3 separate regions of the Mus musculus genome follow, and regions 2 and 3 are each linked to region 1. A link is a loop called in an ENCODE intact Hi-C map of the cell type or tissue named here. Cell type or tissue: left cerebral cortex. All regions are shown on one strand.

The links. Peaks named below come from ENCODE experiments on the same cell type or tissue, not always from the same donor. Only the 100,000 strongest peaks of a DNase experiment are listed, where the experiment ranks them.
Region 2: it touches region 1 in a loop (2.8-fold over the local background); 3 of 42 quality-filtered maps call a loop at or near these places.
Region 3: it touches region 1 in a loop (3.0-fold over the local background); 3 of 42 quality-filtered maps call a loop at or near these places.

What each region holds. Positions count from the first base shown.
Region 1 is chr13:57,277,126-57,285,125 of GRCm38, forward strand. 1700072F12Rik (a long non-coding RNA gene) reads left to right here and starts at 5,238. Exons shown (of 2, transcript XR_873502.1): 1 at 5,238-5,282; 2 at 5,505-6,141. It also overlaps the pseudogene Gm48176. In left cerebral cortex, CTCF peaks have their summits at 253 (motif pointing left), 1,681 (motif pointing left) and 4,538 (motif pointing right); DNase peaks (open chromatin) are centred at 205, 4,560, 4,939 and 5,767.
Region 2 is chr13:57,762,032-57,770,031 of GRCm38, forward strand. All of the region lies in intron 2 of Spock1 (sparc/osteonectin, cwcv and kazal-like domains proteoglycan 1), which reads right to left. Among named protein-coding and RNA genes, the nearest start is that of Spock1, 140 kb to the right of the region's middle. In left cerebral cortex, CTCF peaks have their summits at 4,895 and 5,559 (motif pointing left); DNase peaks (open chromatin) are centred at 267, 4,888 and 6,495.
Region 3 is chr13:57,775,419-57,783,418 of GRCm38, forward strand. All of the region lies in intron 2 of Spock1 (sparc/osteonectin, cwcv and kazal-like domains proteoglycan 1), which reads right to left. Among named protein-coding and RNA genes, the nearest start is that of Spock1, 130 kb to the right of the region's middle. In left cerebral cortex, a CTCF peak has its summit at 3,994 (motif pointing right); DNase peaks (open chromatin) are centred at 3,951, 6,911 and 7,751.

The DNA of each region.
Region 1 (8,000 bases):
TATCCAGGCAGTGTGGGGCATGGGCTTCCTTTTGTGACATGGGCCTCGAATTAGATTAGTCATTGGTTGGCCACTCCCACAAGTTCTGTGACATCACTGCCCCAGCGCCTCTTGCAGGCAAGGCAGATGGTAGGTTTTGGCAGATTGAAAGGTTTTGTGACTGGGTTGGTGCCTTGCCTGCTAATCTGGTTTCTGAATGTTCTCCTCTAAGGACCTTGGCTAGGGTGAGAGAAACTGAAAACTGTGACCTCTAGTGGACACGGAAAGATATTTGAGTTTTCATTTCTTTATTGGGATGGTGGATGACTCCAAGAAAACAGCAGGGCAGGTAACAAACTCACAAAGATTGACAGCGGTGCACAAGACCGGCACCAGTTCAAACCAGACAAAAATCTCAGCACAGAGAATGAATGGAAATGAACCCAAAGTCCCACCCCCTCATCAAGAAGCCTTCTGCAGGTGATACAGTCTAAGGAAAATCCATTTTCTTCCATGGCGGGCATATCAACCACCCCAGGGCAGGCTCCATGCTCAGGAGCAGTTGGCTAACACAAAATAAACTCCACAGTTTTCTTGGTGTGTGTGTGGGGGGAGATGGCTTAATTTATTATATTACTGCAAACATAAAAACCGTGAAAGTAAATGTTTTGACTTGAAAAGCTACAATTAGGTAGAAATACCAAGCTACCAAATAGCATTTCTTTTAGGATTCTGATTATATTAAATAAATTTGTCAGACCATACCTGACAAAAAGAAATTCTCTTCTTCTGAGTAGTACTTAAGAGATTTTAATTTTTGCTTTTTATTGTTCTAATTTGCTGTGCTTCTGGAATAACAACACAATTAGGCATGTTTGATGACTCGGGCCTGGCGTTCTTTTAAGAGCTGGGGGCCCGGCAGTCCCTGTGATGCCTGATGTGGGGGCAGGAAGCTAATGTGCTGCTGGCTGCCTCTTCTGTGATTTGGGAACCTGGGGAGGTGGAGGAACTGCTTCCTGTCGTTTGGCCACCCTAGTCCTCTAATCAAGGAAACCTCTTGGGGCTAGGGACTGATTGGTGGCTGATACGCATATACAGTGACAACTTTTCCAAGGAAAATAATGACCCCCACTTTTTTTTTTCCAGACCAGATTCCCACAGGAAGGCTCCCACAAGCTGGGTGTTTGGGTGTCTTGTAACTGAACTGGGTGGCAGAGGAAGGGAATGTTCAAGTCACTCCCCTGTGATCATGTCAAGTAATGACAGGATATTTCCTCTGTATTTTAAATTTTATCTTCTGTATATGAGCATTTTGGCTATGTATATCTGTGCACCACCTGTGTGCCTACGGGGCCAGAGGCAGGCATTGAATTCCTTTCGGAATTTTCAGATGGTTATAAGATGCCATGTGGATGCTGGGGCTCAGATCCGGGTCCTCTGTGAGAGCACCTGGTAACCTTCACCCTTGAGCCATCTTTCCAGCCCTGACCACTGGCTGTTTCTAATTTGGGGACTGCTAATGTTGCAGCTCACATGAAGTTTGTTCTTTGGTTTTAGAGGCATCCCCAAATGGAGTAGAGTTGTGCTTCCCTGTGCTGCTGTCAGTGGGCTGTGAAGTTTGAAGATAAGCATGGCTTACCTAGGTGCTCACTGAATGGAACCTGATGCTACCGCCATCTAGCGGTCAACTTAACCTTTTGTGTGTGGGGATCATGGCATCAGAAAGCTTTGCAAAAATCTTTTAAAGAATAACCTTTGGGGGGAACTATACAGTTGATTGAAAGACATAAATCTTCACCTAGCATAAATGCACTCAAGAGTGACTATTGTTCTTTTGGAAAGTTGCTAACTGTGTGTGTATGTATGGTGGTGTCCGTGGTATGTGTGCACATGTGCATGCAAGAGTGCAGGGTCATGTTTGCGTGTGCCTGTATGGAGGTGAGAGGTCACTGTGGCACGTCTTCCTCGATCACTCATCAGGGTCTCTCAGTGATTCTGGAGCTCCAAGGCCAGCGAGTGCCAGGGCCTAGCTGTCTCTCTGGGATTGTAGATGAGAGCCACTGTGCTCGGCTTTGACATGTGTCCTGGGGATTTAAACTTAGGTCCCCTTGCTTGTTTGCCTACTAAGCCATCTCCTCCGCTGAAAATTGCCTGTAGTTTTAGATTTCTGTATTACAAAAACCTGACAAGTACGTGAGTTGTTTTGTAGAGTGGGAGCTGGGTTTCATCAGGCTGTGCTGTGTACTTATTTTAAAGGTTACGTGTAGGGGATTAGTACACACAACCTTATTTGTCAGTTAAAGATAAAAAGAGAACACTACCTCTTACTAAGTGTATATCTTGTTTGAAACTGGCTTGTTCATTTTCCAACCTTATTAGATGGGGAGTAACTGACTGAGTTCCTGTCTGGTGGCTGGTACAGTCGGATTAGAACAGGCTAACACCAGACTTCTTTTCCATTTTCCACCGACCTCTCTTCCACTTCAGCAGCCTTGTGAGTGGGACTGGCTGACCCCACTGTTGAGGCTGGGAGCATTGTAGAGTATTTCATGAATTTGTTTTGCTCGAGAGTTATGGAATGCCTGTAGTGTGTCCCAGATGTCGCTGTCAGAGTGGGTGGTTCTTAAGTGTTCATTGGTGACTCTTTGGTGTTTCTGACCTTTCCCATGGCAGTTTGTGGGGAATGAAGTCACACACAGACATTTCTGGTGTCAGCATCCTCATTTAATCATGACAGCTGCTGGCCAGTGCTTTGAGAGCTGAGCAGTGTTTGCTAGCCTCTGAGTGCTTGCCAAGGTACCTAGGACACAACCAATAATCACTAAGTGATAATAACCTGGCTCCCAGTGTGTGTTGGTGACAATCCTTATTCTCATTTTGGGCGTACATAATCAACCATTTTCTGGAGTAAGCATCCCCAAATAAAATAATACACACATTGAAAAGTTTAAAAAAAAAAAGACTTCTAAAAGATTTTAAAGTGACTTCAAACACCTTAATCTCTATCAGAAGTTTACTGAGGTAGCTTAGTCACCTCCTTGCCATCGAACATTATTTGCTTTTTTAAAATATTTTATCTAAGGTTGCAAAGATTTTTCTCCTTGTTTCCACAGGTCTCTAGTAAATTTGGCACATATGGCCTTTTCTTTCTTTCTTCCTTTCTTTCTTTCTTTCTTTCTTTCTTTCTTTCTTTCTTTCTTCCTTCCTTCCTTCCTTCCTTCCTTCCTTCCTTCCTTCCTTTCTTTCTTTCTTTCTTTCTTTCTGTTGTTGTTTGTTTTTTGTTTTTTGTTTTTGTTTTTTATTTTCGAGACAGGGTTTCTCTGGACAGCCTTGGCTGTCCTGGAACTCACTTTGTAGATCAGGCTGGCCTCGAACTCAGAAATCTGCCTGCCTCTGCCTCCCGAGTGCTGGGATTAAAGGCGTGGACCACCACACCCGGCTGACCTTTTCTTTTAACATCCTACATGTTTTGACCTAATTGGAACCCTCTAGAAACTTTGTCTTTAAGTAGCACCATTATAGATGCAACAACTTAATTTAGGTGTTTTCTCTATGTTGGGATGGTCAACTGGGATCACTTACAGCTTCCATTCTTGCTACTGAGTGCCTTTGCATTGTAGGTATGGTGTATGCATGTGTGTATACATGTGCACACTCTCGGGCATGCACAAGGAAGCCAGCAGAGGACATTGGCATCCCTTCAGTCACTTTTCACTTTGTTCTTTTGAGACAGGATTTCTCGCCAAAGAACCTATAGTCTGAGGTTTGACTCTGTGTGCTGGCCAGCAAACTCCCGTCATCCTCCTAAGTGTTTTCCCAGTGCTGGGGTACCAGGCACATGAAGCCATGCCTCGTTTTTATTTAGGAAAGATTTGAACTCAGGTCCTTGTGTTTGTTCTGCAAGCCCTCTTAGTCACTGAGTCATCCACTTAGCCTGAGAATCTTTTATATACACACCACTTACACACTTTGGTTCTCTACCTCTTAGGATAGATTCTGAAAGGATGAATGTTAGGTCAAAGGTCTGTAACCTTGTTTACAATTCTTGATATTTTCTAGCAATCCTCTCTGTACAATGTATGCCACATACACTCCCATAAGAGAATTTTAGCATTTACATGAGGAAACTCGAGCCTCTGCCAACAGCACATGTTCCAGCTGTGTTGTTACATCCAGTGCTTATAAAGGCCTCCTGGGTGAGCACAGGCATGTGATGTTTTTGGGGTCGTGTGCGTGCACATGCGCGCGCATGTGTGTGTGTGTGAGTGTATGTGCCTGTGTGTTCGTGTGTGTATGTTGTGTTGACACAACCTAATTTTAGATACCAAGTTTAGCCTTTGCATTTCTTTTGCTTAATACTTCACCTGTCTCCTTTACGTTGTCCAACCAAAAGTAGCTTCCTTCTTGATCCCCCATTTCAACAGCAACCATTGCTCCCAAGCGATTCATTTATTTCAATCTCCATATAGAGAAAACTAACATTAACAACCATTTCATTTAGTCAAAAACTAACAACAAAAAAAGCTCTCAATGAAGCTATATCTCCAAGTTGCCAGCAGGGGGCACTGTGGGCCTTACTCTACTTCAGAAACAATCAGGCACAGTCAGGTTTTGAGATGGTTCCTCTTAGGGGCAGGGGCTGTCCGCTGAAGGAATATTAAACTAGTAGCCCATGTACAGAGCGCTTTTCCAATGAGACTCATTGGGTTTCTTTCTGCATGATTTATCCACACAAGTGAACAATTGTGTTTTAAAATGAATGTGGGGCCATGATTTAAAAAGACATTGAATTGTTTTAGGTGGGTATGTTAACGTCACACTCACTCCCATGGATATAAGGCCAAATTCACATTTTCCTTTCAGAGTTTAATAGAGCCAGGAGTCGATAAAGGTCACGAAGAAGCTCTGCACGTTTGTACACTTTGTTCTGTGGGAACTGTTGATGTATGGTCACATTAGCTCAGGCAGAAGGCTTGCTTATGCTCTCTAAAGTTGCCCCTCCCTGCCTGGTCCACGGCCATAGCTTCCTTAATGATGTTCTCTGCACCACTTCAATTCCCATGCTCACCTCAGCCTCTACTGCTACTGCATCCGGGATGAATGAATGGGACTAAACCCATCTCATCCCTTTCCCGAGACGCACTCGTGGCTCCGTGTGGGAGAACAAAGGCCTTCCTTGTGTTTTGGTCCAATGCTGACCTCACAGTCGAGCCTCTCCTGGTGCTACCTGACAGGCGCCACGCCCTGCTTCCTGACACCCGCGCTGCTGCTATGGCCCAGGAGCGCTCATCTTCTGCTGCCGTGTGAGTGGCCCCTCCAAAATCTGTGCGCTGGACAAGTCTCAGGCATGAACTTTAAGAGCTGGGGCCTGGTGGGAGGTATTCAGTTCACACAGGCCGGCCCTGCCCTTGTGCGTAGATTGATACTGTTATACAAAGGGACTGGGAGAGAAAAATCCCTCCGTCCCCAGTCTTCTGTGTGATACAGTGTTACATCCCCCCCTCCCCCCGCCCGGGGGTTTGCAGCAGAAGATGCTGTGTGGAACCAGGGAGTGAGTCTACTGACACCAAGAACTTCCCAGCTTCTCAAGCTGCCACGGCAGCGCAGACTGGACAAGGTGCCCTCCCTGCAAGGTGGACTCTGAGCTCTCTGCGCTCTGCTGCTCTATTCTGCTCTCCAGGCCCCACGGAGCTCTCTGCTATACCCGTTCTTCACCGTTTCTCCGAGCTAACTTTCCCACCCTCGGAGCTAGCATGGTCTTAGTCATTCTTCAAAAGCCAATTAACAGGTCGCTTCTCACTCACACCCTCCCTAAATCTCCATGTGTGATCTACCAGAATTCTTCAAAGAAGCAGAGCCCGGAAGGAACCACAGACGCCAGCCAGTCTAAAGCTAAAGGCTTGAAAATCCGGAGACGGGTAGTGTGGAAAACAGAAGAACACAAGGCCCAGGCTATAGTTAGACAACATGGCACTGATATGGATAGGTGGGACAAATCAGCTAAATTGTGACTAGCAGTGGACAATTTGGGGCCAAGAGTCAGCACAAGTTAGCTGATACCTAATGTCTGGGGAAGCCCAAAGTACAGAGTGATTTCAAATGCTATCTAATTTTTTTTCAGACACATTCGTGTCATTCTGTATAAACATGGCCTTGAGGGCAGAGTGGGTGTGTGGCTCTAGGTCAGTGTGCCCACCTCTGTGCATCCTGTGTGCCCATCTCTCTCTCTCTCTCTCTCTCTCTCTCTCTCTCTCTTTGTCTCTCTCTCTCTCTGTGTGTGTGTGTGTGTGTGTGTGTGTGTGTGTGTGTGCTTGATTGTGTATAAGATTATGCTTGAGTGCCTGCCTAGCAGTCTTTGACAGAAGTAAATAACACACATCTGCCCACAGCTCCTCAGAATCTCTTCACCCTCTTAGCTTCCTGGGACTGTCCTCCCTGCCACCCTCCTCCCTATGATGATCCTCCCTGCCACCTTCCTCCCTGTGATGGTACTCCCTGCCACCCTCCTCCCTGTGACAGTCCTTCCTGCCTCTCTTTTCCCTATGATAATTCTCCCTGTCACCCTCCTCCCTATGATGGTCCTCCCTGCCACCCTCCTCCCTGTGATCATCCTCCACCCTCCTCTTTTTCTGGCATGGGAGTGTGGACTCACAGAGTACACTGGTGTGAGACTTTGTGTCCAGAGTCTTAGAAATCTTGTTTCTTTTTAAAAATCAATTAACATGTTGAATTGTACACATTAATGAGATTTGGTGTGATATTTACATGTGTGTAACTAGTATGCAGTGATCAAATTCAACCTTCCATTTCATACCTTTCTTCCCCCTCTGCCTTTCCTATTCTGTTAACAGTTGACATTTTTTCTTTGACCCCGGGAAGCGAAAGAGAACAGGAACCTTTCAGCCTTTCTGTGCTGGCTGAGCTACCTATTCCATGTAACATGATATGTTCTACTCCTGGCCATGGCGCTGGGGATGACTGAATTTCATTCTTTTTGACTCTGTATTTTACCTCCTCATGTGCTGGTGGCCACCCAGGCTGATTCAGCTATTACAGAGTATGGCGATAACTGTGAGTGTGTGGCTATCTCGTCGGTATGTGATTTTATAGCCTTTAAGTGTGTATCTATGAGTGGTGTAGCTGAAGCACAAACCTATTGTGATCTGTGCTAATCTATTATGGAGATCTATTACTAGTGTTTGGAAGAACTCCTATGCCACTCCCTGGAACAGCCATCCTAATTCCTATTCCCATTACTGGCCACGACATTTCCCTTTCTACACATCCTTCTTAGAATGTATCGATTTGTTATTTTTTGTAATTGCCATTTGACTTGGGGCGATGGCTAACACTAATAGATGGTTAATGCCCCTGAATCTTTTCTGTGCATTCATGGGCGGTTTGAGTTTCTTCTTTTGAGGTACATCTATTCCTGTCATCTCATTTTAAAATTAGATTACTAAGCTCTTTTCTTGCTAAACCCTGCAAATTCTCAATATTCTAGATTTTTTAACACTCTGCCAGGTTAAGAGCAGCCTAATAGCTTCCCATGCCGTGGTGGACTGTCTCGTTAGGCCATTGATCGCTGTCTTTTCAGTCCACGGCTCTTTTAGTTCCTCGTATCTGTCAGGTTTCACTTTCAGTTTTTTCCTCGAGTCCTTTTGAGGTTCTCCCTAGAGACCACAGCCTAGAGCATCTTTTATAAACGTCACACCCGTGTCTTCTTTAAATCGTTTTGGAATTTCCTGTCTGATGGTTGGGTTTTGATCCTGCTTGAGTTGACTTCATGTGGAGTGGAGAAGAGTCAAGGGCCTGTGGTCTTCACATGCATCCGGTTCGCTCGGCACCATTTCCTGAAGGCGTTGTTTTCTTCGATGTGTGTTTTTGTTTCTTTGCCGGGAAATGTCTGTGGATGTGTGGGTTTCTGCAGTCTCCGTTCTTTCTCACCTGCTCCTGTCTCTCTTTTGGTGCCTATGCCCTGTTGCTTCAATGGCTGCAACTTTGCAGTATATTCTGCAGTG
Region 2 (8,000 bases), 480 kb after region 1:
GTTATACCCCTTACCAAATAAAGAAGTTGGGCAGGCATCAGGCCTTCACTGCAGTTTCACAGGTAAGGAGACTAAAGTACAGATGGGCCGTGACACTGTGGATCCCTGGGCTGATAACAGGAGATTCAGATCTAATGAGGACCCTCCCCACCCCTCACTCATGTGCAGTATTACAAGCCAAGACTTCAGACACTTCGTAATTCTTCCCAGTTAGCATACAACACTATACTCGGGAGCTCTTAACAGTCTCTGCCCACATTTTCTGCACCACCCAGGCTATGGTCTCCTTCTGAGGGGTACAATGTCAAGCCATGTCCTATGCATATGCAAGGCATGTCTCAGAAACAAGATGAGTGTGCTTGCTCATGGTGCCTGGCAGACAGGCAGAGGTAGAACTGTGTGTTGAGGCCTCTGACTCAGTAAAACCTATTCTCAGGGCCTTTCCTTATCCTAAGTATGAAGAGCATCCAGCAAGGGAGCAGGTGCTCCCCAAACAAAGGGAACCGGAACACTGACTGCTGGGAGAGATGCTAGGGGGTCAGGAGAGTGGATCATGTCCCTAGCTTGGAAACAATTGTAGCCAACAAAGGAGAAAACGGAAACGTCTGGCTTTTGAAGTTGTACCTGCTAACAAAGAGGATGTGTGAACTAAGGATTATACAGAACAATCACGAACAGAACAAACCTCCTCTTGCCCTCTTGTTCCATTGATTTTTACTGATGCCAGACAGGGTGACAGACAGAAAACTATATCCTGAACATGCCAGACACAACCCAGGCCCTCCTGGTGAGAGTGGAGACTCCACCTCCCTATGTCCACTGCCAGAACCTACTGAGTTTGTAAAAATTCCCTGCTTGCCATGTCACAATAACAGCCAATCTCAGGAGAAAAAAAAATCATTGTATGGGCCAACAATTCCACAAATGTTCCACAAAAAGAAAACCAAACACTTACCAGCTAAACTAGCAGGGAGTTGATGGTTGTAAAACTGGTGCCTCACTTGGACTGTTCACCAGAGGACCTCTGGGATTCTTTGCACCGTGAGCCATTCTAAGTGACTGGCCCACAGGAGGTCATACAGAGCTGTCCCTACAACAGTGCATATCACCAGACTTAAACGTCAGACACTGTGAGGGGCAGGACTCCGCAGGGAGTGCTCTGCACAAACACTTCAGTTTGAGATAATAGCAGAGGTAAGCCTGCTACAGACATGGAAGTCCAGTGTCTCCTCACCACTCCTAACTGAAGAATGTCCTCTTCCCAGCGTGATAATGAATAGTTTTGTAACAAGCATTTCTTTACATGGGAAAAAATAAAATGAAGACTCTAAGAGGCATTTTATACCTACATCACTAAAATATATATATCTTGTCCTGGGCACTTCTTTCAGCTCACCCTGTGGAATTGATCACCATGAATAATTCAAAATACAAATAAAAAATTCATTTGTTAGCCCAGCCAATCTCTATCCTGTCCAATGAAAGAGGTAGTAACTGTAACCCCAGGGACATTGCTTGACTTCCCTCTTACCCAGTCAGGACCAGATAAGGTGGATTTCCAATCGATATCGACAGGCGGGCGGAAACACTGATGGTGGAGAATGAAAGGCAGGAGCTTCTGGAAGGGAATGGAGTCTTTGCAGAGTACTTATAGTGAAGGAATGTGGTTAGGGCTCCAGGCTCCAATGGGAGAGGGACTGGATTGGAAAATGGCTGTGGCTAAGGAAGGAGGCAGGGGTGAGGTGGGGAGACAGAGCACTTTCCAGAACTGTCCTGCTCCGTCAGCTCCAGGCTCCAAGTTCTGTGCCCTTTGCTTCACTTTGTTCCTGCCTGACCCTCTCAGGAATTTAGTGTAGAGATAGATGGTAGATCGATAGGTAGGTAGATAGGTAGATGGGTAGATAGGTAGGTGGGTGGGTAGGTACATAGAGATAGATAGATAGACAGACAACAGATGGACAGGGTAAGTAGGTGGGTGGGTGGGTGGGTGCGTGCGTGGATGGATGGATGGATGGATGGATGGATGGATGGATGGATAGATGGACAGACAGACAGATAGATATGTAGGTGAATAGGTAGGTAGATAGGTAGAGATGATAGATGGATGGATGGATGGATGGATGGATGGATGGATGGATAGATGATAGATGGACAGATAGACAGGGTAGGTAGGTGGATGGATGGATGCATGGATGCATGAATAGACAGACAGGGTAGGTAAGTGGATGGATGGACGGACGGACAGACAGACAGACAGATGTAGCCTTCTCAGCTTTGAGTAGGCCTTCCCCTACCTTGAGCAGGCCAAGCAGACCTTGAACATTCATCATGACAAGTCTTATCAACCTGGATCAAGACATCTGTCTTGGCTGCAGTTACAGGTTCCCCTGAGAACTTTGATGTTTTGGCTACCTGAATGACCTTGCCGCTACAACATACTCCAGCTGAAGAAGGGGGTGGGTTTTGTGGGTTTTATTTTTCTTATATAGGCAAAGCTTATTATTCAACTTTGAGCCTTGATCAGAACCTTTGTCTTGGCTTCATCCTTCTCTCACCCCCTTGCCTTATTTCCAGCCCCCTTTCAGGTAAACCCAGTTCACCCTTGGATGCTGGACAGCCACAAATAGATAGATGACAGATAGGTAGGTGAGAAGATAGAGGTGAGGAGTCCCCTCCCTGCAAAATTGAATTTCAAGAAATGAGCTGAACTAATACACTAATAATGACTAATACTAGATACACCTGAGGACTGGTGGTGGTGGCTTTGTGCAGGTGCAAGAATATCCCAATGGCTGCCCAACTCTGTGGGCACCACAGGGAGTTTTAGGGGCACTGGTTGGTAAGGGGAGAGGACTGGCTTTACACTGACTAGTGTCCATGACTCGGTGCCTGCAGGTCTTTGGAAGGGAAATTGAACAGCTCAAAAGTATAAAGCATTTCCTCCGTCTGTCTGCTCTGTACCCTGTTGCCCAAGTCTCACACAGAGCAGTAGAAAACTCATCCAATGGCTACTGCCAGTGCATTGGAGAGACTAAAAGTCAACACGCCTATTCAGCAGTGGAGGAGATGAAGCCCCGTAAAGGCAGGGCTTTCTCTGGGTTATTTCCAGCTCACGGCCATTCTGCTGTCTCTAACATAGCTCATTGTAATCACTGGACATGCCAGGCACTTAGCCCACCCATAAACTCCCACACCAGTCAGGAGCATTGAGAACAGGACTTTTTGGTGTCAGCCCTAGTCCCCCACTTTACAAAGCAAGAGTCATTCCCTGGGGGCAAAGAGGTGGCCTCACAGCTAGAAGCACACATCACCTTTAGTGAAAGAGTTAATGCAAGCACAGGACGTCCCTTGTCTTCACTCAACATATTCCAAGGCCCCCAGGGGACAGCAGAAATTATGGACTGTCTATATTGTTTCCTTCTTTGTGTATATATCTATAACAAACTTCATTGTTCAGTTTATATACAGTGCAGTAGATTACATTAAAGCAGGACAGTGATGTACTGTAATGAAAGTTACGTGGATGTGGGCTGTCTGCCTTTGCTTTCCTGTCTCCTTCTATACCTCTCTGAGAATATTGTACTGTACTATACCCACCATTCACTATTACACATGGTCACGTAGGATAATATACTTAATGAGCACACAGTGGCTTAAGCAAGCTGTCTATATGACCAACAGGCAGGTAGTGTATGCAGCGTGGAAATACCAAAGAGATGACTTCCATCCCAAGAACAACGGCGAGCTAAGTCATCACACTCCCCGGAAAGCACACAGATAAAATCCATGAATGATGTTTAAATGTTTTCCTTTACTGTCTGCCAGCCATGGGTAACCAAAGCTAGCTGAAACCGAGGGAAGCCAAGCAGTGGGTAGGGCAGGGATAACTGCAGTCACATGGGAGAGCTGGACCTTGTATCACAAAGGAGAGTTCAGTTCTGCCTTCTATAACAGGTTCAGCAATGTTCACCCAAACAGGCTGGAAGCCACAGGATTTCCCAGAGACTTTTCTTCCCCTCAGCAAATCTCATCTCGGCCTTTTTGGGATCTGAACTTGCTGTGTGGAAGCTTATTTCACGCAATTAACAGCCCTTCCCCCAAGCTACAAACGTGTATGGGGTTTGCTTACTTCAGAGTCTCTGAGAGAAAAGATGTCACACATCCCCTCATTGCCACATTTTCAGAGGCTCCTGCAGTCTACACCTGTCTTGTCTACACGAGGAAGGTCCACAGTGGCCCTAGTGGGGATGCCCAACCCAAGCACGGAGCTGTGAACGCCAATCCAGCCATTACTGCTTCAACTAGACATTTGAAAAAAAATCAAAACCTGAACGTTTTTGTCTACTTCCAAGTCAGAAGTCTCTCCACCACGGCAACAGCTATCCTGCTGTGAAGACGGTTGTCACATCTTAGCTCACAGTGACCCAATGTCACACACTGTCACAGAAGCGGGCCGGAGGCTCACAATGTGCACTAGCTAGCACAGCATCTCTAACAAGGGTGGTTTTGCCTCCCAGGGGTGATGGCAATGTCTGGAGATATTCTGATCATCACAAGCAAGGAGAAAGAAGGGTTGTCAACATCTAGTGTGGGGGTCAGGTGCCCCTGCACGGCTGTCCACACAAGGACGGTCCAGAATATCCACAGTGCCCAGGCTGTGGGTCTGCTCAGAAGAGTGGTTTCAAATAACACTAGCTGGCATAAAAGTTTAAATACACATATTATAAATCTACCCAAAGAGGTCTGTTTCAGTTGTTCAGGTGTGTGATGCTGCCTTGAAATAAACACACAGACACACACACACAGACACACACACCCCTTTCCCTCAAGTCACTTCAAAGTGTATGTTTGCTATTTCCTCAAGCACTGACTTGCAATTCCGAAAGCTGCCACTAGGCAGCAGTGCTGCTGGCTTGGGTAACAAAAGTTTTCTAAAACGTTCTCAAAGTCTGGAAGAACTAGGTATGCTTTCTTTTCCCACAAAGACAAATTAAATGAATGCAGGGTTTGTTTCAGTACAGAACCTGAAGAAACACTGTATCTACCAGTATTTGACAGACATGGCAGTCAAATCGCTGGGGGTTACCAGTTCACAAAAGCCCCCTCTGCTTGCCGCATGCCTTCAGAGCTGAAAATGGAAGCCACACAGTCACACAGCCTCAGCTCAACAAAGGAAGTGACCATCCAGGGACTCAGCTGGTTTCTAAGGATCACAACCTAGTCAAGCTGTGCCCACTCCCAGGCCCCTCCATTAAAGGCAGAGCTTGCATCTTCCTTTGTATACTGTCCCTGATGCTTTGTCTTTGTACCTATAATCCACACAGAGGGATACATAGCCTGCATTCTACAGCCTAGTACAACCAGCTGGTCTTATCTCAAGGTTTGCCTGGAGTTTGGCCTCTAAAGCACAGGCCCTGTGTCCAGGCAGATGGCTCAGCAGTTAAGAGCGTTGACTACTCTTCTAGAAGACCAGAGTTCGATTCCCAGCACCCAAGTGACAGCTTACAGCTGTCTGTAACTCCAGTCTCAGGGTACCTGGCACCCTCTTCTGGCTTCTACAAGTACTGCATGTATGTATTACACAGATATACATACAGGCAAAACATCCATATAAAATAATAATAACAAAAAAAATAGAATCTCAAAATAAATTTAAATACAGGCCCAGAGTCTGGCAAGTCCCGATAATAATGCTCCTAGAACAGGTGGCACACCCCCCCCACACACACACACCCCTAGCCAAGAGGCTCTTAAATTCTGTCCCTGTTTCCAACTATCCTAGAATGTAGACCCTGAAAGAATCAACTTGACCTCATTCCAGACCCTAATCCAAATCTGGGGCAAGGGGAGCAGAACTCAGAAATATTGAGCCAATTCCTAGTTAAGGCTGCTATACAGGACAGCTGAGAAGCCGGGCTCCCATACAGTACCTTAATCTGTTTGCCTCTTTGCCGGGTAGGAGCCTGACCTCAGACTCAGGCTGTGGAAAGGCTGTGGGGCAGACCAACCTCAGTGGCGCTGATGTTGCAGGCGCCCTCCTAGGCTGTATTCCTCACTAAGAGCTTCCGCCTGCCCAGCCTGTCTGGCTTTCAGGGTCTATATGATATAGACTTCAAGGTAACAGGTTCAAATGCTCACCCACGCCACACACACCCCTGCTTTCCTGTCTGCCGGCTCTCAGCAACTTCAGGAGCACCGAGCCTTCCCTTCCACTTACGCTAAATTCCTTTTGGCTTTCTCTGCTAAAGCATCCTGGAGTGGTTGGAAAGAATGAGCCCTGGAGTCTAAGAGTATGGCAACCCTGTGGTCCTCTCCCAGACCAGGGAGCCATGATCCCCAAAGCCATCAGAAGCTTGTTCACCTCTTCTGCTAGAGCCCCACCTGGTCTGGAGTGGCACGCCCCAATCGAGAGTACGTATTTTTCCAGAGCTGCGCCATCTGATTCAGGCCCTGTTTCTAGCTCCAAGTCCCCAGTCAAAGGCAGGAAGCCATTGGGGAGAAGAAAGGGATGCAGATAATCAACCCTTGATTAACACTGAGGAAGGGATGCACACAGCCTTTTCTCAGCCATCCAGTTTGGAAGGAATGCAAATGAGATGCTGGGTAGGAAAAGTCTGCCTGAACAGCGAAGCTACGACAACGCACAAACAGAAATTATCACTCAAATGAAGGGAACTAAATCAGGAAACATAGCTTTTCCAGCAAATTCTCCCAGACCCACTTTCTTTCTTTTTTTTTTTTTTTTTACTTTTTTAAAAATAATGATAATTTTTATTCTTATAAAATCCCTTCGTGTTCAGTATCAATTCCAGGTAAATGATACATTGGATGCAGTCCATAAACAGGATAGAAAGTAAATGGTGACATTAAAAGAGTATTTACTGCAAAATACCACTGGAAAAAGTTCCCATCCCAAACACAAATCTATCTATCTATCTATCTATCTATCTATATATATATATATATTTCTTTTTTTATTACATATTTTCTTCAATTACATTTCCAATGCTATCCCAAAAGTCCCCCCTCCCCCCCCCACTCCCCTACCCACCCATTCCCATTTTTTTGGCCCTGGCATTCCCCTGTACTGGGGCATATAACGTTTGCCTGACCAATGGGCCTCTCTTTCCAGTGATGGCCGACTAGGTCATCTTTTCAGACCCATTTTCTTAAGTTAAAGAAAAAGGTCAACATCTCCTGAAAAGGGGTCACAGCTCAAAAGGAAGATCCCAGCTAATGCTGTGTGCCCGCTGGGTGCTCCGCTCTGAACACAACCACAGATCTGTCCCAAAGAAGCCAATGGCAGGTTCAGAGGTGAACTGAGAAATACTCACAGCCCCTAGGGACCATCTCTGGGAAGGACTCACTGCTGGGCATCTGTCATGCGCCCATCTAGTGCACTCACCCTTTCATCCTCTATTTACAGATTCTCTCAGCTTCTCCTGTGAAACAGGTCTCTCGTGCATCTGCTGACCTTCCTAAGGTGGGTCCCAGACCCGGCACTCTCCCCTGCACTAACCCTCCTCGAATATTAGCCTAGCATATTGTTTACAGTCCAATCATATTCTCAAACCAAATCCTTTGTGAAGCCCTCAGCGTTCCTGAGACTTCTGGGCAAAGTCCAGGCTTCCAATCTGAAGTCCTGAAACCTCACTCAGATGACCATGTTTCTGCCTAGTACTTGAGCTCTGGTCACGGTCTAAAGTTCCTCTACTAGAGCAGTCACCTCTAAGTTTAAGCATACATTCCCGCCTGGACCTAACACTGGGACTGAACTCACGGCCTCCCAGTCTTTGCCGTCTTCATGTTTGGTCTCAGCTGAACCAGCCCCATCCTGACAATGTCTTCTCTGAGACATTGAGACTCATGTCTATACAACCTGCTCTCTTCCCTCCAGGTGCAGCACATGAGCATCCCCACTCAATCACACTGTGATCACCCACTGATGAAGTGTCTTCCTGGCTCAGAGTGAGAGTCACATGACCAGCCTGTTAACCATC
Region 3 (8,000 bases), 500 kb after region 1:
TAGGTGGCATGCTATTTCTCTTGACGGACCCTCACTCAACACCAGTTTAGCCGGTCAAGGCAAACACTACACAAAGTCCACTGATTAACTAAGGTGAAGTGCCAAGTGAGGTCAATTTATAATTTAAATCTCCACTGCATAATGCATACGATGTCATTATAAATTATTCACTCGCCAATTGCCATCTGGACATTTATGGAACTTGGTGGGAAATTTGAAAGGGAGTGGATGGATGTCTGCCCAGCGGCTCATCAGTGGCAGAGAGCATCACTCCTGTGGTCGCTGCCATCCTTTTCGCCATGCATCTCAGCAGATGGATTTCATGTACCTCCAACTGAAACTACTTTAGAGCTGTGTGGGGACCATCTTCGTACTGCCTGGCTCTGTCCAGGATCCCACCTCAGGCCAACCTCCACTTTTATGACAGCCATTGTCCACAGTAGCCACCAGAGTTCAGAATGGCTACTAAGACCACAAAGCCTCACCTACTGCTGGTCTAACCTGATAACTAACAGAGCCTCTCTCTACTGCATGCTCTCTATCTATCTCTCTATCGCCATCCTAACTCTGTCTTGTGTGAGTGTGTGTATGTGTGTGTATGTATATATGTATGTATGTATCAATTAAATCTATATCATCTATCTCTATATCTGTTTCTATATCTTTACCCAACTTTGTATCCCTTTCACTGACGTCCACACAAAGAACTGACTTCTACTTATCCGGTCCAGCACCCAGATGGAAGTTTCACTGAACAGAGGATAAATTCAGTGTGGAAACAAGGGTACTGCTCACTGACTGTGGCATCCAAAGAAAAGACATCCTAAGGTTGTTATACTCAGTCCATCCATTCAGTTGATCACAATCAATCATCTCTAATTATCAGCCAGGTACTGAGGACACAAAATATGTTGTCTTAACAAACTACTACCAAATGAATTAGCCCCGGTGCCTTCTTTGTTAAGGGCAGGGCATTTGGGGAAGAACACTGGAGCCATTGTGTGTCAAGGTCAATGGGGATGCAAGGAAATACACAATCATTGACAGTGACAGTTGTGGGGCTGGAGAGATGGCTCAGTGGTTAAGAGTACTCACTGCTCTTCTACAAAGGTCCCGAGTTCAACTCCCAGCACCCACATGGCAACCCACACCTGTCTGATGTTGTTGTCTGGTGTGCAGACATACATACATACAAAGTACCTGAATACATACATACATACATACATATATAAATAAATAAACCTTTAAAAAAAGCCAGTGACAGTTGTGTGTGTCAGGTTGACAGAGGCTCAGTTGTGTTTGTTTTGGTTAGGTTTTGTCAACTTGACACAGGCTAGGGTTATCTGGAAAGAGAGAATCTCAATTGAGAAAATGCCTCCATTTGATTGGCCTCTAGGCAAGACTGTGAAACACTTTTTTCTTGATTGATGATTGGTGTGGGAGAGCCCAGCCATGTGGACAGGGCCACCCCAAGGCAGGTGGTCCTGGGATGTATAATAAAGCAGGCTGAGCAAGCCACAAAACCAAAAATAGACAGCGCTCCTCCACGGTGCTGCTTCAGGTCCCGCCTCGACGTTCCTCTCTTGAACTCCTACTTTGACCTCCCTCAGGGATGGACTGTTAAGATTTGAGGTAAACCCAGCCCCTTCCTCTCCACGTTGCTTTTGACCATGACATTTGCCATAGCAATGGAAAGCAAAATAATACAACCACCTCTACTAGTAGGATAAGAGACTCAAAACGAGCTGCACAGAGAAATGGTGTTGGGATAGGCTGTGAGGCAAGAGTGAGAGAAGAAAGGGGGTAAAAGGAGAGTCACAATGTCCAGAGGCCCTGGGTCATGTAAAACATGCACACGGGACAATGCATCGATTTTTAGGGCATGCCACGGCTTAGCTATCATGACTGATCAAATATTTCCTTTGAGGAAGTCAGAGTGACTCCTCTTCACCGGAGACTAATGTAGGTCACACAATCTTTGTGAAGCTAGAAGAAAATGGAATTTTTCTTATTCTTTCATAATAGGATAATTGGAACCCTTACACTCTCCTCTCCTTTGCTCTGCTGATAATCCAACTTCCAATAGAACGTAGGATGATCATTACCCCAAGGTACCACTCCATCTGAACCTTACGGATCTTCCTGGGAGCCAGGAAATCATTGCTTGATTCACTTCATATTGAGGTCCAAATGTGAATTTTTAAGATGAACAGAACTATCACCTCTGATAGGGACACCGGAAGTCTGGTCTCCTTCCCAAAGATTGTGCCTGGCTCTGTAGACTCTGCCACAAACCAGAAAGTGACCCAGTTGGGCCCACAAGCTAGGGAAGAAAATCACATTATACAGCTGTACACTGTGTATCCATGAGAGAGATCACCTAGCAACAGTTGAGTGAGACCACTCACTTTCCCAAGGCCAAAAATCAGCTCTCTCTCTATCCTTCATACGTGCCACAGAAACAAAGAGGACATGCACTGACCCAGGACTGCAGTTTACTTAACTCTGGTCACTTTCATGCCACAAACATAGGCAGACAGACAGACAGAAAGGTAGACAATCTTCCTGATAATATCCTCCCAGAGAACATTACTGTTGCACCAACCGTGATCAAGAAATAAATCCCTCCGAGGGAAATTCAGCTGCTGCTTCCAAACGCGAACACTCTGGGTGGCTGTATGTTTAAGAAGTAGTCTCTGTTGGTTTTCTGACGAACTGTTTATCTCAGAGTTTGATATTCCTTGGCTAAACCTTTCCCAAGACTTCTGTTCAAACAGATTAAACACTAGAAACTTTGAAGGGTTTTTCTATGCCTCCTGGACAAACTTTCAAAACTTACAAGATCAAATAAAGACTCCTGGTACCCTGAACTCCAATTTAATAGCCGCGTTTTGGATAGTTTAGGGAGTATAAACTCATCACAAAGGCTTCAGGATGGAACAGAGGACAGATACTTAAGGCAACATCTCTGGGATGAAGGCTAAAAATTGTCTATCACAGCTAGCTCGCCTCAAAGGATGTCTAAATAAATCAGACCCACCAGGGAGCCCATGGTATAAGACCTACATCAATAGCAATCTTTTGAGCATCGTGCCCATACGGAATAAGAAGTCTCCCTCTAACTGGGGCAAAGGACCCTCTGAAGAATAAAACTTTGGGTCATTTTACAGCAATGCCCCTCTAGGGATTAGAATGGGGGTTGCATCGAGGTGATATCCTCATCTGATTATAAAACCCTCTTCTGACTGTTCATCATGGAGACCACAGCTGCCCCCAAGGTAATGAACAAGGCCCAAGCACAGTCTCAGAGGCAGCTCTGCCTCTGATGAAAGACCAGAGCGTGGAAAATCAATTAACAGAGTTAATATATGCAAAGCACTTTGAACCCTGAATCAAAATTAGCTATTATATCAATAAAAATAATAGCTCCCACTTATTGAGTGCCTACTACGTATCAGGCAGCAGGTTAAGGATGTGTGCTCTCTAATTTAATCCTAGCAGCAGGCCCTACAGGGCAGTGATAATTCCCACATTTTACAGACGAAGATCAGGACATGCAAACCCCGTTAGTTGCTGCCTCGCTTGCAGGCTTCTGCTAATGAAAAGCCAGTTTTGCTTTGCTTTTTTTTTTTTTTTTTTTAAATAAAGCACTGTAGTCCATACTAAGCAGCAAATTCAGTCTGGTGCTTTTATGTGCTTACCCAAATTAGATAAAGATAAAAATCCAAAAAGCAGTTCATACATGCATACATTTCCTGAAACATTTCCTGTGTTGTGTACACACACTACAACACTGGGCTTTCTATGTCACATGATTTTGTGACCATCTGTCCCCTGCTGAGAGGAGTCTGTGACTCACAGATTCATCCCACAGCAAGTTCACAGACACATGTACTCCTGAGTCCCCCGCAGGGTTGTTCCTAACCAAGTCTGTCTAATGGGCATCCAACAAACAAAGGGGACCTGCTTCCACTAGGGGGCGCCCTGTGAGCTAACTGGACCACAGAACTCCCAGAGTCTCACTCTGCTGTTAACTGTATCCTGCAAGACTCAATGTGTGATCACCCCCTGCCGGATGTCTGTCTCCCAGAACAATGCTTCTTGGGAGGACACCGAAAAGACTCCATGGGTGATGTGTGGGCTGCTCCACATTCCCCACCTCACAAGGCATGGGACACAACACATTCCATCTCCGCACAACAGTCTTCTGACCCCACCTGACTGGGAAATGATGGGAAAGCATTCAGGAGGCAGCCGGGAGCCCTGCCGTCTCGGCAGCACCCATGAACCTCCAGGACTAAATAATGTCTCAGCCACGCCTATCCTCAGATTCATCTTTATCTAGGGCGGGGGCTTTCTCCTTGGAGAAAACCGCTTCCTGTTTCAAAAATACACCCACCATTGCCCAGAGAGCCTGCTGGCTTTCATGTCTGCAGTGCCTGGCTTTACTCCGGAGGAGCTCCATGCTAGGAAGGCAGTGGTGATCACTGCACAGCAGTGTCTGCGGTTCTACCACTGACTGTAGACACAGATTCCCTCCTCGGGGTGTGCTGAAATGGGAGTGAAGTGTCCCCCACAGGCATGTGTTTCAATACTTTGTCTCCAGTAGGTGGCACTGTTTGGGGATGTTACAGAAACTCTAGGAGACGCAGCCTTGCTAGAGGATGTGTGTCACTGGGGTGTACTTTAAAGGTTTGTAACCTCCAACCACGTCCTATTCTCTTTCCCTCTGACTCCTGTGTGCAGACAAAAAGCAGCTCCCCAGCTTCCAGCTCCTGCTAGCTCGCCTTTCCTGCCATTATAGACTCACTCTGGAACAGTGAGCCAAACATGCTTTTCTTTCTTAAGTTGCCTCTGGTCATGGTATGTGATCACAGGAACAGAAAAACAATGAGCACTATGCTTTTATTCTATTTCATTCATTCAGGTATATGGCCCAGAAGGTGTTCAGCCATTCCAAACAGAGTTAGCCAATCAGGATTTCTCAAACTTCCTCCAAAGAGGGGACCTCACAGAGAAGCTGGCTGGCTCTGAAAATTGTTCTGTCTTGACCATTTCAAGAGCAGTGATGAGGCCCTGCCCACCTAGCTTCTTTTTTTTCCCTCACATTAAAGCAAGTATGCATGATCCTTGTTAAGGACTGAATGTCCCCGTCCTTCGACCTCATATCTTTATGGAAGAAACCTGACCCGCAGCATGACAGTATTTGGAGGGAAAGCCTTTGAAAGGTTACTGGTTTTAGATGAGGTTACATAGACCATGTTGTATGGTTACTAATCTTGCAAGAAAAGGAAGAAATGTCAGAGTCATTCAGCCCCTCTCTCTCCCCCCCCCACGCTCCCCCCCTTCGTGAGGAGCTGACCACCATCATTTGCAGGTTAGGGAGAGGGCCTCACGGAGGGCTGAATGTATAGTACCTTGACTTTCCCCTCCAAAACTGAAGAAAGAAACCTCTGCTGTTTAAGCTACCACATCTATGGTGCTTTGTTAAAGAAGTTTGAGCCAAGCAAGTGTGCAGCCTGTGTTGTTCTGGTCACCTGCCCTGCTAGTCTGTGTGTGAGCTCTGTGAAGGGACAGAGGACCTCAGCTCCCTACCTTATGCCTGGCACCCAGCACAGGGTTTAGGATGTAAGAAACACTAGAAATATGTATTGGATTGAAGGATATGGGGATGGGTGAGTGGGTGAATATGATCAGGCACAAAGATTAAGATTTTGAAGACCATTCAGCACTGGAGGGAAGGGTTACAGTATAATACATAAAAATGTGGGGAGTAAGATTACATTAAAATTTTGATTCCAATTATGTAAACATGTGTGCACACTTAGGATCTGGAAGGAATTGAGCTGGGGATGCCAATAGCGATTGTCTCGGGTGCTAAGATCTGGACTGACTGCTACAGTTCTCTTCCTTTTGATGTTCCAAAAATTGTATGTATTGCATATATAATCCAAAAATAAGGTTACACTCCTATAAAGGAAGTTAGTTAGGAAAAATATGCCTCCCCTTTTTTTAATCTTCAAAAGCGGGGCAGATTGAACCAGGAAAGTAGCCGGGACTATGAGGAACCCAGGGTCCCTGAACGCAGAGCTCCTATCTCCACATCTATGCTCTCTGTCACATCTACGCAAGCAGGAAGAAAACTCACAGGCGGATTGTTTTCCCTTCTTCTGGATGACATTACAGCAAATGTCACTTCCAGCTGTGGCTTTTCAGATGTGGAAGAGAGGCAGGTCCCATCCCAAAAGTCAGAGCTGAAACTTGGAGGTACCATCAGACTAGAAGCGAAGGGCTAAGAAGAAATCCCACCCAGTCCTTCAGGCCCTTGGGAATCCCAGGGGCGGTCACCAGGTGTTACAGCTGAAATGTCCCCCAGAGGTTTGTGTTAAGAACACTCAGTCCAGCTTCTGGTACTATTTTGAAGGTCGAGGTGCCTTTATGAGGTAAGACCTGGCTGGCAGAGAAGGGTCTTAAGGATATACCTGTTTCTGTGCCTTCTGTTCCTGGTCCAGCGGCCATGTGACATCCACCTCCTGCTACTTACTGAAGCACTCCCAACTCCAACGCCTCTTCCACAGTGGCCTGCAACGCCCTGAAACTGTGAGCCCAAATAAGCCTTCATCCCTCGAGGGACAAGAGTTACTCACATACCAGCTAATTGAAAAGTCCCTCCCAAGACTCAAAGCCCAGAAGGTCATGGCTTCTGGGCTGACTCTCCAGTGAAGCACAAGGGTGGAAGTGATAGGTAGTGACAGTAATTGTGATGTCTGCTGCACTTGCTATCTGCTCAGGGCTGAACACAGCAGGTGGCAACCTTTTGCTGTAAAAGGACAGGAAGTAAATATTCTTGGCTTTGCGAGCCATCTGCTCTCTGTCATAACTAAAATGTGCCATCAGAGTACAAATGCAGCCACTGACAAGGGGAAAAGATGAGCACGCGGTATTCAAAGACTACTAGACACACAAAGGCAGCCAGTGGGTCAGATCTGGCCCAGGGACCAGTTAGCCAGCCGCTGGCTTAGCACGAGCAGTGACTGGCATAATCTCTCATTCTGGCAGCCCTTGAGTCTGGCTGCAGAAAGTCAAGGAGACAGCCCCATGCCAAGGACCCTTCGTCTGAAAGTAGTAAGGTTTGATTCAAGTCCAGGTCTGTTTGACTCAAAGCAGCTCTGTGGGGGGGGGGTTCCCACAGGCCAAGAAACTCCCCCTCCCCATCAGATGGACACACATTGAGCATGTCCATGAACCACCATCAGGCTTGGGATAGACTGCAATGAACAGCAGCCAGATTTGCCCTCCAGCGGCCACGGTGCCCCAGAGGCATATGCCCCAAGCTGCATATTCCTCTCCATGAAAGCCCACAGCACAGGCATACACCATCCGCACTGACCTCTTTACAAAGGGATTGAAAGCTCTGCACAAAGATATTGCTAGGAAGTGAGCATATTCAGAGCCTCTGTAAATACTGATTTACACATTCCCAGTCCCGAGAACAGAAGCCAAGGGATAAACTGTGGCATGCAAAGCCCCTACTAGAAACAAGTTATTCTAAGTTCCAGTTTAGGGGCACCTGGGGTGAAATCCTGCCTCTGCCAGGCTCTGAGTAAATGACCAACCTTCTCCATGCCTCACACCCATGCCTGTATACCAAAGGTATTGTTTCCCCGGGGCTGGTAGAACGCAATGAGGGTGGAGCAGGGAATGGGGGCGGAGCAGGGAATGTATTTGTTAAGCTCACTGCCTTATATCTAAAGCAGCAGACAGCGTGGGCGCCAAGAAATGGGCAGAGAAGTAAGTAACTACAAGTAGAGGCGTTCTGAAATTACCCAAGACAGCAGAAAAATAGACTCGTATTACAATCGGCAATCGCTGGAAGTACAGCACAGCTGTCTCGCTGAGCCGAGGAGAGCCTGAAGATACATCTTTAGAAAGAGGAGGGTCTTATTCTGCTAGACGCAGGTATTGATGGCAGTGCAGAAGGCTGGGGAGGTGTGGGGATC